Linked DNA regions of Homo sapiens: region 1 is linked to region 2. Evidence: chromatin loops called from intact Hi-C (ENCODE). Cell type or tissue: CD4-positive, alpha-beta T cell. All regions are shown on one strand. Each heading gives the region's core, and the rest is flanking DNA. Links, peaks and the distances in the headings are about the cores only. Region 1 has its middle 55 kb from the start of LINC01186. Region 2 overlaps SLC9A7 (solute carrier family 9 member A7).

Region 1 (5,405 bases), core at 180-5,179, 260 kb after region 2:
AACGGAGAAGGCATGACTTAAATCAGCATGACAAATATTGCTTTTATTTATGGTGCTTTTCCTGGCAATCTGTCTTGGCGTGGGATTTCCCCACACCCTTATTAGTTTCAGCAAACAATGGTATTCATGCTTGAAGTTTATACTCTTTCTTTGAGATCTACTCTGGATATTTACTAATTTCTCTAAATTTTCTCTCATGTATACTATATATTAATATATAATATATTAATATGTATAATATATTTTAATATATAAACTATAAATTAAAATATATAATATATATTATAATTATATATTATAATTATATATTATATATAATTATATATTTAATATATACATAATTATACATAATTATATATATTTAATATATATAATTAATATAATAATATAGATACTATGTATAAATATATGATATATATTAATATAGATGCTATGTATAAAATATATAATATATTAATATAGACACTATGTATAAAATATATAATATATATTAATATAGACACTATGTATAAAATATGTAATATATATTAATATAGACACTATGTATAAAATATATAATATATATTAATATAGACACTATGTATAAAATATATAATATGTATTAATATAGATACTATGTATAAAATATATAATATATATTAATATAGATACTATGTATAAAATATATAATATATATTAATATAGATACTATGTATAAAATATATAATATATATTAATATAGATACTATGTATAAAATATATAATATATTTATAGATACTATGTATAAATATATAATATATATTTATAGATACTATGTATAAAATAGATAATATATATTTATAGATACTATGTATAAAATATATAATATATATTAATATAGATACTATGTATAAAATATATAATATATATTAATATAGATACTATGTATAAAATATGTAATATATATTTATAGATACTATGTATAAAATATATAATATATATTAATATAGATACTATGTATAAAATATATAATATATATTTATAGATACTATGTATAAAATATATAATATATATTTATAGATACTATATATAAAATATATAATATATATTAATATAGATACTATATATAAAATATATAATATATATTTATAGATACTATATATAAAATATATAATATATATTTATAGATACTATATATAAAATATATAATATATTAATATATTATATATAAAATATATAATATATTAATATATTATATATAAAATATATAATATATTAATATATTATATATAAAATATATAATATATTAATATATTATATATAAAATATATAATATAAAATATATAATATATTAATATATTATATATAAAATATATAATATATTAATATATATACTATATATAAAATATATAATATATATAAAATATATAATATATTAATATATATACTATATATAAAATATATAATATATATTTATAGATACTATATATAAAATATATAATATATATTTATAGATACTATATATAAAATATATAATATATATTTATAGATACTATATGTAAAATATATAATATATATTTATAGATACTATATGTAAAATATATAATATATATACTATATATAAAATATATAATATGTATTTATAGATACTATATATAAAATATATAATATATATATACTATATATAAAAATATATAATATATATGAATATATACTATATATAAAAATATATAATATATTAATATATACTATATAGTATATATTATATATTTGAGACAGGGTCTCACTCTGTTGCCCAGGCTGCACTGCAGTGACACAATCTTTGCTCACTGCAGCCTCAACCTCCTGGGCTCAAGCATCCTTCTGCAAGTAGCTAGGATTACAGGCGTGTGCTACCACGCTTGGATAATTTTTAAAATTTTTTGTAGTGATGGGTTCTCTCTATATTGGCCAGGCTGGTCTTGAGCTCCTGGGCTCAAACAATCCTCTTGCCTTGGCCTCCTAAAGTGTTGGGATTACTGGCATGAGCCACCACACCTGGCCCAAGATATTGTTAAAGAAAAAATACTTAATGTTACTTGTTAAAGCACTGTAAGGAATACTTTACCCAAGACCATCATGGTATTTATAGAGACCACTGCAACAGGGCCTTGCAGCAGGGCAGAGAGATTGGACTCAACTCTGAATACAGCCTGGGCAGGTGGGAATTTATGGCCAAGGAGCAGTGTGGGGGTCTGTGGATGGACAACGACTAAGGGGAACATCAAGAGTAATGTAGATTCTGGTTCAACTGATCTAACAGGATTCTTGCTGAGGACAGGCCAGGGTGAACAGATATCACCTGGGGGATGGTGGAGTATGAGGAACTCGATCAGATGTCAAGGCTGGGGGATTCTTGCTAAACTGACTTAGCAGAGTTTTTGCTAAAACTGAATTTTACAGAGAAGTGCACAGATGGGCCTAGCAGAAGGTTCAAAAGCCTGAGTAAAGTTTGACCAAGCAAAGAATCTTTGTCAACATATGTATTAATAAACTTCTGTTTTTTTCTCTTGTTAATTTTTTTTTTTTTTTTGAGGCGGAGTCTTACTCTGTCACCCAGGCTGGAGTGCAGTGGTGCAATCTCAGCTCACTGCAACCTCTGCCTCCTGCCTCAGCCTCCCGAGTAGCTGGGATTACAGGCGCCTGCCACTACCCCCGGCTAATTTTTGTATTTTTGGTAGAAACGGGGTTTCATCATGTTGGCCAGGCTGGTCTCAAACTCCTAACTTCAAGTGATCTGCCCTCCTCAGCCTCCCAAAATGTTGGCATTACAGGTGTGAGCCACTGCGCCCGGCCAGGAATCTGCCTTTTGTTACAGGAAGTCCCAGTTAAGAATGGTGAAGGGTAAAGAGAAATTTATTTTTTCTCCCCCACAGCAATGTCCGGTAAAATCAGTTGATCTATCTTTTGAGAGGCGGTAGCAAAGGTAAATTGTTTTAGGGGCCTAGAAATCAGGCATTTCAAAAGAGGGATGCTTAAAGTAAAATACAGAAACACTGATATAAAAATAAAAGGTTATGTTAACCTATAAAGAGCTAGGAGTTGAACCCTGAGGGCAACCAGGCTACTGGATTCCAAGAAATGGATAGAGGAAACTCTTCAGATTAAGAATCAGGAGAATTGAAGATATTCAGCAAATTTCTTTGTTGGCATCTCTAATGTGATTAAGATATCAGAGTTTTGGGGAACAAAGGTATAGTGGTTGCTTCTGGCTACGGCACATGCGCTCCCTCTGCAGGCCCAAATTATGAGAGCACCAGTTGGTTAGGCAGCACAGCTGATTTTCTTGATGCTCTCAAGCTAGGATGTCTATGCTCTTGATAATATTGTCCATGGTTGTGGCTACTACTCATGTAAGAGTGTGTGTATATGACCTGGGCATTTCTTTGGATTTCTTAGTGGTCAAGGCAGTGGTTTGTTCAGACAGAAATTCCAGCCCATGCATGGTCATCTGTGAGAGTGAGTCCTTTGAGGTTTATATCAAGTTTTTGGGATTCGATTTGCAAGGTTTCTTTAAGTCCTGGAGGAAAAGGTCAAGTGCAAGGAAGTCCAGCATCTCAATAGGGTTTTGGGCAGTCAGGTTTTAGTTCTTGGTGATTCAGGAGTCAGGCAGGAGAGAGAAAAATTGGAAATGTTCGTTTGAAGGGTCGTAGCCAGATATTGAAGAAAACGGAAAGAACTGAAAGTTTGTTAAACAACTGACCAAGAATCTGGGCAAGGTAGCAGGATCCAGTCTAATTTGCAGGTAGGAACCCTAACTGGTGTTTCCTGAGGAAGAGAAAGTCAACTAAATCTCCATCAGACAAGACAGAGTTTGTATGATATATATCAGTTTCCTTCAATTTATAAAGTGATGCACAATAGTTCAAAGATAATGAACAGGACCAGAATCTGATAAACCAGAAATATGTGCTACAGATGATACAGAGTTTTCCACCGAAATAAAATTTTTCTTTATAGTACTGAAAAATATTCACTTACCAATTCTGTGAACATTTGTTATATAGTTTAGACTATAATGAATATTCAATTCAGTATTCTGATTTATTTTTTCTCAATTAGAAAGGAATTCATTAGAAGAGGAAAATGTTATATATTTGTGGAATGGCACACCACTCTGAAAACAGAATCTAGTTTTTAATGCTAAAAAATTAGGAAATGAAGTTTAAAAATCAACGAGCTATAAACTGAGAAATACAGAGGAAGGAAATGATACTGCAGAATGTCAAATATTTATGTAGTGGACTCTCACAAGTGAGTTTCACATATTTATTTTTGGATCCCTCCAGCAGGAACCGACATCAGCACTGAGAAGCCGTTTATTGAAGTATGGGAATGAGTGTGTTTTGATCCTAACTGGAGAGTGTTTTGTCTGCCTTAGTGAAAGGAGAAGCTGAAGAACGCAGCAGCCATCGTGCCTGCTAATTTTGATGTTATGATTTAATACCAGGTTGGCAAACTATAGCCCATGGGCCACATCCAGCCCACTCTCTGCTTTTATAGATAAAGTTTTATTGGAATACAGCAGTGTCCATTTGTTTATGTAATTTATTTATTTATTTATTTTTCTTTCTTTCTCTTTCTTTTCTTTGTCTCTCTTTATCTCCCTCCCTCCCTCTTTCTTCCTTCCTTTCTTTCTTTCTTTCTTTTTCTTTCTCTATCTCCCTCCCTCCCACTTTCTTTCTTCCTTCCCTCCCTCCCTCCTTTCTTTCTTTCTTTCTTCCTTTCTTTCTCTTTCTTTCTTTCTTTCTCTTTCTTTCTTCCTTTCTTTCTCTTTCTTTCTTTCTTCCTTCCTTTCTTTCTTTCTTCCTTTCTTTCTTTCTTTATCTATCCCCTTTCTTTCTTTCTCTCTTTCTTTTTCTTTCTCTCTTTCTTTCTTTCTATAGGGTCTTGCTCTGTCACCCAGGCTGCTAGAGTGCAGTGGCACAATCTTGGCTCACTGCCACCTCTGCCTCCAGGGTTCAAGCGATTTTCCTGCCTCAACCTCCCTAGTAGCTGGAATTACATATGCGTGCCACCACGCCCAACTAATTTTTGTATTTTTAGTAGATACAGGGTTTTTCACAATGTTGGCCAGGCTGGTCTTAAACTCCTAACCTCAATTGTTCCTCCCACCTAGGCTGCCCAAAGTGCTGGGATTGCAGGCGTGAGCCACCGCACCCAGCCTTGTTTATGTATTTTCTATGGCTGCCAGAGACCTTATGGTCCACAAAGCCTAAAATATTTACTATCTGGCCCTTTTTGGAAAAAGTTTTCTGATCCCTGATATTATATAATATAATTTATAATGTCCACATTTTGTCTCTGAAAAGAAGAAAATCTCCTATGGAAAAAACCTTGTTAATGGAACGTATTGGATGGTCTGGCTATTGTTAACAAACTTTTGTTTAATACATAATCCTTTTTT
Region 2 (5,405 bases), core at 173-5,172:
GTCCTCCAGGCTGGAGTACAGTGGCACCATCTTGGCTCACTGCAACCTCCGCCTCCAGGATTCAAGTGATTCTCCCACCTCAGCCTCCCAAGTAGCAGAGGACTACAGGCACATGCCATCATGCCTGGCCAATTTTTGTATTTTTGGTAGAGATAGTGTTTCACCATGTTGGCCAGGCTGGTCTCAAACTCCTGAGCTCAGGTGATCCACCCACCTTGGCCTCCCAAAATGCTGGGATTATAGGTGTGAGCCACCACACCCGGCCAGATTCAGTCTTTACTATAAAATAAATTATGAGCGTGATATGGGAAAGGAACAAAAGAGCTTAGAAGGATGAACTCCAAAACATTAAACTGATGGTATTAATCTTAAATCCATTAATGCAGATCAGGTACCAGCAAACTACAACCCCTGGGCCAAATCTGGCCACTGCCTGTCTTCACATAGCCCGTGAGCTAAGAATGTCTTATACAGATGAATATTTGTACTCTATTTGATGTAGACAACACTGACTTTGAAACAACAGTTAAGCAAAATATCCCCTCCAGAAAGAATTTCCCTCTTTTCATTATTAGACCTGTATTACAACAAAGTGGCCTCAATTATTATTATTGATTTTTGATAGTAAACATTTGTGGAAATGTTCGTCCCTTTGATCTAAGTACCCACATAATATTCTTGATTTTGCCTCTTGGCCCACAAAACCTAAAATCTATAATATCTGGCCGGTTACAGAAAGAGTTGACCACCCCTGATGTAGATTGGGTTATGTTTTCACTTCTCTGTGTGGTTTCCCCTTTTGCTAAGGAAATGCTGAACTGTTTTCCACAAATTTGACATACTCGTACCTAGCCTGTTTTTTAAATTTATATTGACTGTGTAGTGCTTGGGTTGTGTTGGGATCACAGTTTTAGCTTATATTATTTTTTACTTATTTATATTTTACTTCATGTTACTAGCAGAATCATGTAAGTAATAGGAGTGTTATTATTCTGAAAAAGTGCTGTACAAAGCAGTACAATGCTTTTTCATTGTGTTGGGGAGTTTTGCAAAAGACAGCATCAAATAAAAGAAAATCATGCCTTTAAGGTTCTTCTTTCTGAGTAAAACAACTTGGCCCCTGAAGCATGAATGAATAGAGTTTATTAGCCCCAAATGGCAGCAGTGCATTTTGAGACAACATTGTCATTTAATCCTTATAAGTAGATCTTCTTCTTTGGTCCCCGCAGGCCTCAGGGGAGCAATGGCATTTGCGTTGGCCATCCGTGACACGGCATCCTATGCTCGCCAGATGATGTTCACGACCACCCTTCTCATTGTGTTCTTCACTGTCTGGATCATTGGAGGAGGCACGACACCCATGTTGTCATGGCTTAACATCAGGTTGGTTTGGAACCAAGGCTAATTGAGTATGTCAGTTGTCACCGTTCCTGAGAATGTTCAACAACCTGTGCAGGATGTGCTACTTTAGTTCATGGAAACCTTTTACAGTCTTTGGTTTTGTTTGTGAGGGGGGATTAACAATTTTTTTTAAAACAATAAGTAAAAGTTTGGAGTATGGGGTTTTCCAGGAGAAAAAATGTAGTCATTAAAAATTTTTGTCAGTGCAAACATACAAAGAATGAGAAGTGCCTGGATCTTGCTAGAACAGTGACATTAGAGCAAAAATTTAAAAAGTCTTAAAGCTGCGGGAGAGAAAATAGACCAAGAGCCCCTGGCAGAGTCCAGTATTTCATGTTCCTTTGAAATGAAATCCAGACTCTGAAGAATAAGCTCACCAGCCAGAAATAGAGGCAATTAGAGTTTTATTTTAGCATGAAGCTGTATGCTGTCTCTTCTTGCTTGAGTGTACAAAAGAGGTGACATTTCCTGGGTAACCCTCACCTGTTGCAGTTTCATGGATGTCCTCTGCCTGTGGCTTTGTAGCTGTGTCAGGACAGAAGGAGCACTGATACGAGTTTGACTTTTTCAAGAGCGCTTGAATTCCAAATTGTGTTTGTGAGCTCCAGCATCTTATGGTAAAGAGGTCACTGGAAATAAGGTTCAAGAGACCCACAGCCCAACTCTGGCTTGGGTTAAAGACAAGCCCCTCATGTCTTTGGGCCTCAGGTTTCCTCAGTGTTAAGTGAAGACACTCTGCCAGGTGATTTCAAGGGCACTTCAGCTGTAGGTGTCGTGCTGCACATCACTGGATGTGCTCTGGCCACTTGCCACAGTTTCAGGTCTGCAGAGGGTGACCGTGTTCTGGAACAAGAAGACACTTGGGTAGTGCAAAGGTGTGAATAAAAATTCTCTGAAAAGCCACAAGGTGGCAATGGTTTTTCTTTCTCTGCTGGCTTTTTTAGTTTGTATTCTCTAGACTGTAGAATGCCCGACACAGCTGCAGAGCGTACATAGCTTGGAGGAGAGAAAATGAACAGAGATCTCCCAGTCATCCTTGGGGTTGGGGGGAAGAAACTAAAATTTGAGAGAATCATCTCCTGTGTCTGGGGTTTTTGTATAGATGTTAGGCAGAGATTCCTGGGCTGCCACTTCTGCTGCCAGCCACTGCCACTTCCACTTCCACTGCCAGCTTCACCATTTCTGGGCTAGTGTATCTCTGCCTGAGATCCAGGTGGGTCTGCAGAACCAATATGGGGTTTATCAGTGTTAGTCATAATAATAAGTAACACTTACGTTGCAGGCATTGTTCCAGATACCATACATATATTAAGATAATTCTCATAACATTCTTATAAGGGAGATAGGACTATTATCTCAATTTTAGAGTTGGGGAAACTGAGGCACAAAGCAGTAATTTGCCCAAGGTCACAGAGCTTTAAGTGGACAAGCTAGGATTTGAACCTAGGCACTCATACCACAGAGTCCACACTCTTAACCACTGTGCTATACTGCCTGTAAGAAGAGTTATAAAATTTGGGAAGGTTAGAATTTCAGTTTCCTGGCATGAATCTCAAGGGTTGGATTAAGGAAAAGAATCCATCTTTGAGAATATAAACCTGAAGAAAATTTACAGTCTCTTACTTTTAAACTTAAGACATAAGATGGTACCATCTTTGTTCTATGTAGCAGAATTAGGGCAAGAAAAAAGGTTTACCCTCTACACAGTTGAGAATCTTTGCATTTGGTGACCTCTGAGATTACTTCCTGCTCCTGTTTGTCTGGTCACCTAGTAGATGCTCTGGATGCTCAGAGCCTCATTAAATCATGTTTGTTTTTCATGCTAGTTTATAAATCCTTTTCTCCCCCACCCCTCAAACATATACGGGACCAAATAATTTTCCATTGAGAGTAGAGAGTTGACTTTTGACATTTTGCTGTTGTAACTGCCTTGGAGATCCATGTAGGTTGTTCATGTATCAAGTTTGTTCTGTTTTATTGCAGAGTAGCATTCCAAGGTGGGCCTGCCACATTCCTCCTCTGGTCCCTGCTGCCTAATTAGTGGCTCCAGCCACTAATTTAACCATTTACCCCTCGAAGGACATTTGGATAGTTTCAAGTTTTAGGCTATTATAAATAAAGCCACTGTGAATATTCTTGTGTAGGTTTTTGCATGGGCATAAATTTTTACCTCTGCAAGATAGATGCCCAGGAGTGTGCCTTCTGTGTTGGATAGTAAACGTGTTTAGTTTTATAAGAAACTGCCAACTGTTTTCCAGAGTGGCTGTACCATTGTACATTCCCACCAGCAGTGTATGAGGGATCCAGTTTCTCAGCATCCCCCCCAGCATTTGGTATTGTCAGGGTATTTCATTTCAGCTGTTCCAATAGGTATGTGGGAATATCTCATTGTGGTCTTAATTTGCATTTCTCTCATAGATAATGATATTAAGCATGACTTCATGTGTTTATTTACCATTTATATGTCTTCTTTGGTGAAATATCTGTTCAAGTCTTTTGTCCATTTTTAAATTGGATTGTTTGTTTCTTTGTTGAGTTTTTAGAGTTCTTTATTCTAGACTGTAGTCTTTTGTCAGATACATGGTTTGCAAATATTTTTTCCCAGTGTGTAGCTTGTCTTTTAATCCTTTTAATAGGGTCTTTCATAGAGCAGAAGTTTTAATTTATAATTTATCATTTTTTTTCTTTTATGGGTCATGCATTTGGTATCATGTCTAAGGACTCCACCAAGCCTTAGGCCTGAAGATTTCTTCTGCGTTATCTTCTAAAAGCTTTTTAGTTTTACACTGTACATTTAAGTCTGTGATCCATTTTGAGTTAATTTTTATATAAGATGTGAGGTTTAGGTTGAGGTTTTATTTGCCAATGGCTATCCAGTTGTTCTAGCATAATATGTTAAAAAGACTATCCTACTCCATTGAATTAATTTTGCTCCTTTGTCAAAAATCAGTTGTCTCTATGCATGGGGGTGTCTTTCTGCACTGCTCTATTGGTTTATGTGTCTATCCTTCCAAGACCATACTGTCTTGATGACTATACTTACGCAGCAAACCTTAGCATCAGAGTGATTCCTCCCACTTTATTGTTATGGCTATTCTAGTTCCTTTCCATATAAATTTTGGAATAAATTTGTCTACATGTAAAAAAAATCTTGCTGGGTCTTTCATAGGAATTATGTTAAACCTTTACATTAATTTTTGGGGAGATTGACATCTTTATTATGTTGAATCTTCCAATCCATGAACATGATATATTTCTCCATTTATTTAGAACTTCTTTGATTTCTTTCATTCGATTTTTGCAGTTTTCAGCAACCAAGTCCTGTACATGTTTTGTTAGTACTTGTATCCTGTCACCTTACTGCTGAACTCACTTACTAGTTCTTTAGTTCTGAAAGTGTTTTGGTCCTTTTTTTTTTTTTTGGTAGATTCTTTTGAATTTTCTACATAGACCATATAGACCATCATGGTATTTGTAAATAGCCACAGTTTTTTTTTTTTCCTTCCTTTTCAACCAGTGTACCTTTTGTGTCCTTTTCTTGCCTTATTGCTCTGGTTAGGATTTTCACTACTATGTAGAATAAGAGTGGTATAAATGGACATCCTCATCTTGTTTCTGATCTTAAGAGGAAAGCATTTTCCAGGGACGGTGGCTCACATCTGTAATCCCAGCACTTTGGGAGGCTGAGGTGGGCGGATCACAAGGTCAGGAGTTCGAGACCAGCCTGACCAACATGGTGAAACCCTGTCTCTACTAAAAATACAAAAAATTAGCTTGGAGTGGTGGCAGGTGCCTGTAGTCCCAGCTACTTGGGAGGCTGAGGCGGGAGAATGGCGTGAACCCAGGAGGCAGAACTTGCAGTGAGCTGAGATCACGCCACTGCACTCCAGCCTGGGCGACAGAGCGAGACTCCATCTCAAAAAAAAAAAAAAAAAGAGGAAAGCATTCGGTCTTGCCTTATTAACTATAATATTAGCTATAGGGTTTTTGTAGATGTTCATCTT

Evidence for each region. Peaks named below come from ENCODE experiments on the same cell type or tissue, not always from the same donor. Only the 100,000 strongest peaks of a DNase experiment are listed, where the experiment ranks them.
Region 1: it touches region 2 in a loop (27-fold over the local background); 6 of 110 quality-filtered maps call a loop at or near these places.

What each region holds. Positions count from the first base shown.
Region 1 is chrX:46,379,659-46,385,063 of GRCh38, reverse strand. No RefSeq gene overlaps it. Among named protein-coding and RNA genes, the nearest start is that of LINC01186, 55 kb to the right of the region's middle. In CD4-positive, alpha-beta T cell, for the core only: no CTCF peak of the experiment used is centred there; a DNase peak (open chromatin) is centred at 3,243.
Region 2 is chrX:46,639,214-46,644,618 of GRCh38, reverse strand. SLC9A7 (solute carrier family 9 member A7) reads left to right here. Exons shown (of 17, transcript NM_001257291.2): 12 at 1,230-1,383. Among named protein-coding and RNA genes, the nearest start is that of CHST7, 68 kb to the right of the region's middle. In CD4-positive, alpha-beta T cell, for the core only: a CTCF peak has its summit at 2,247; a DNase peak (open chromatin) is centred at 2,298.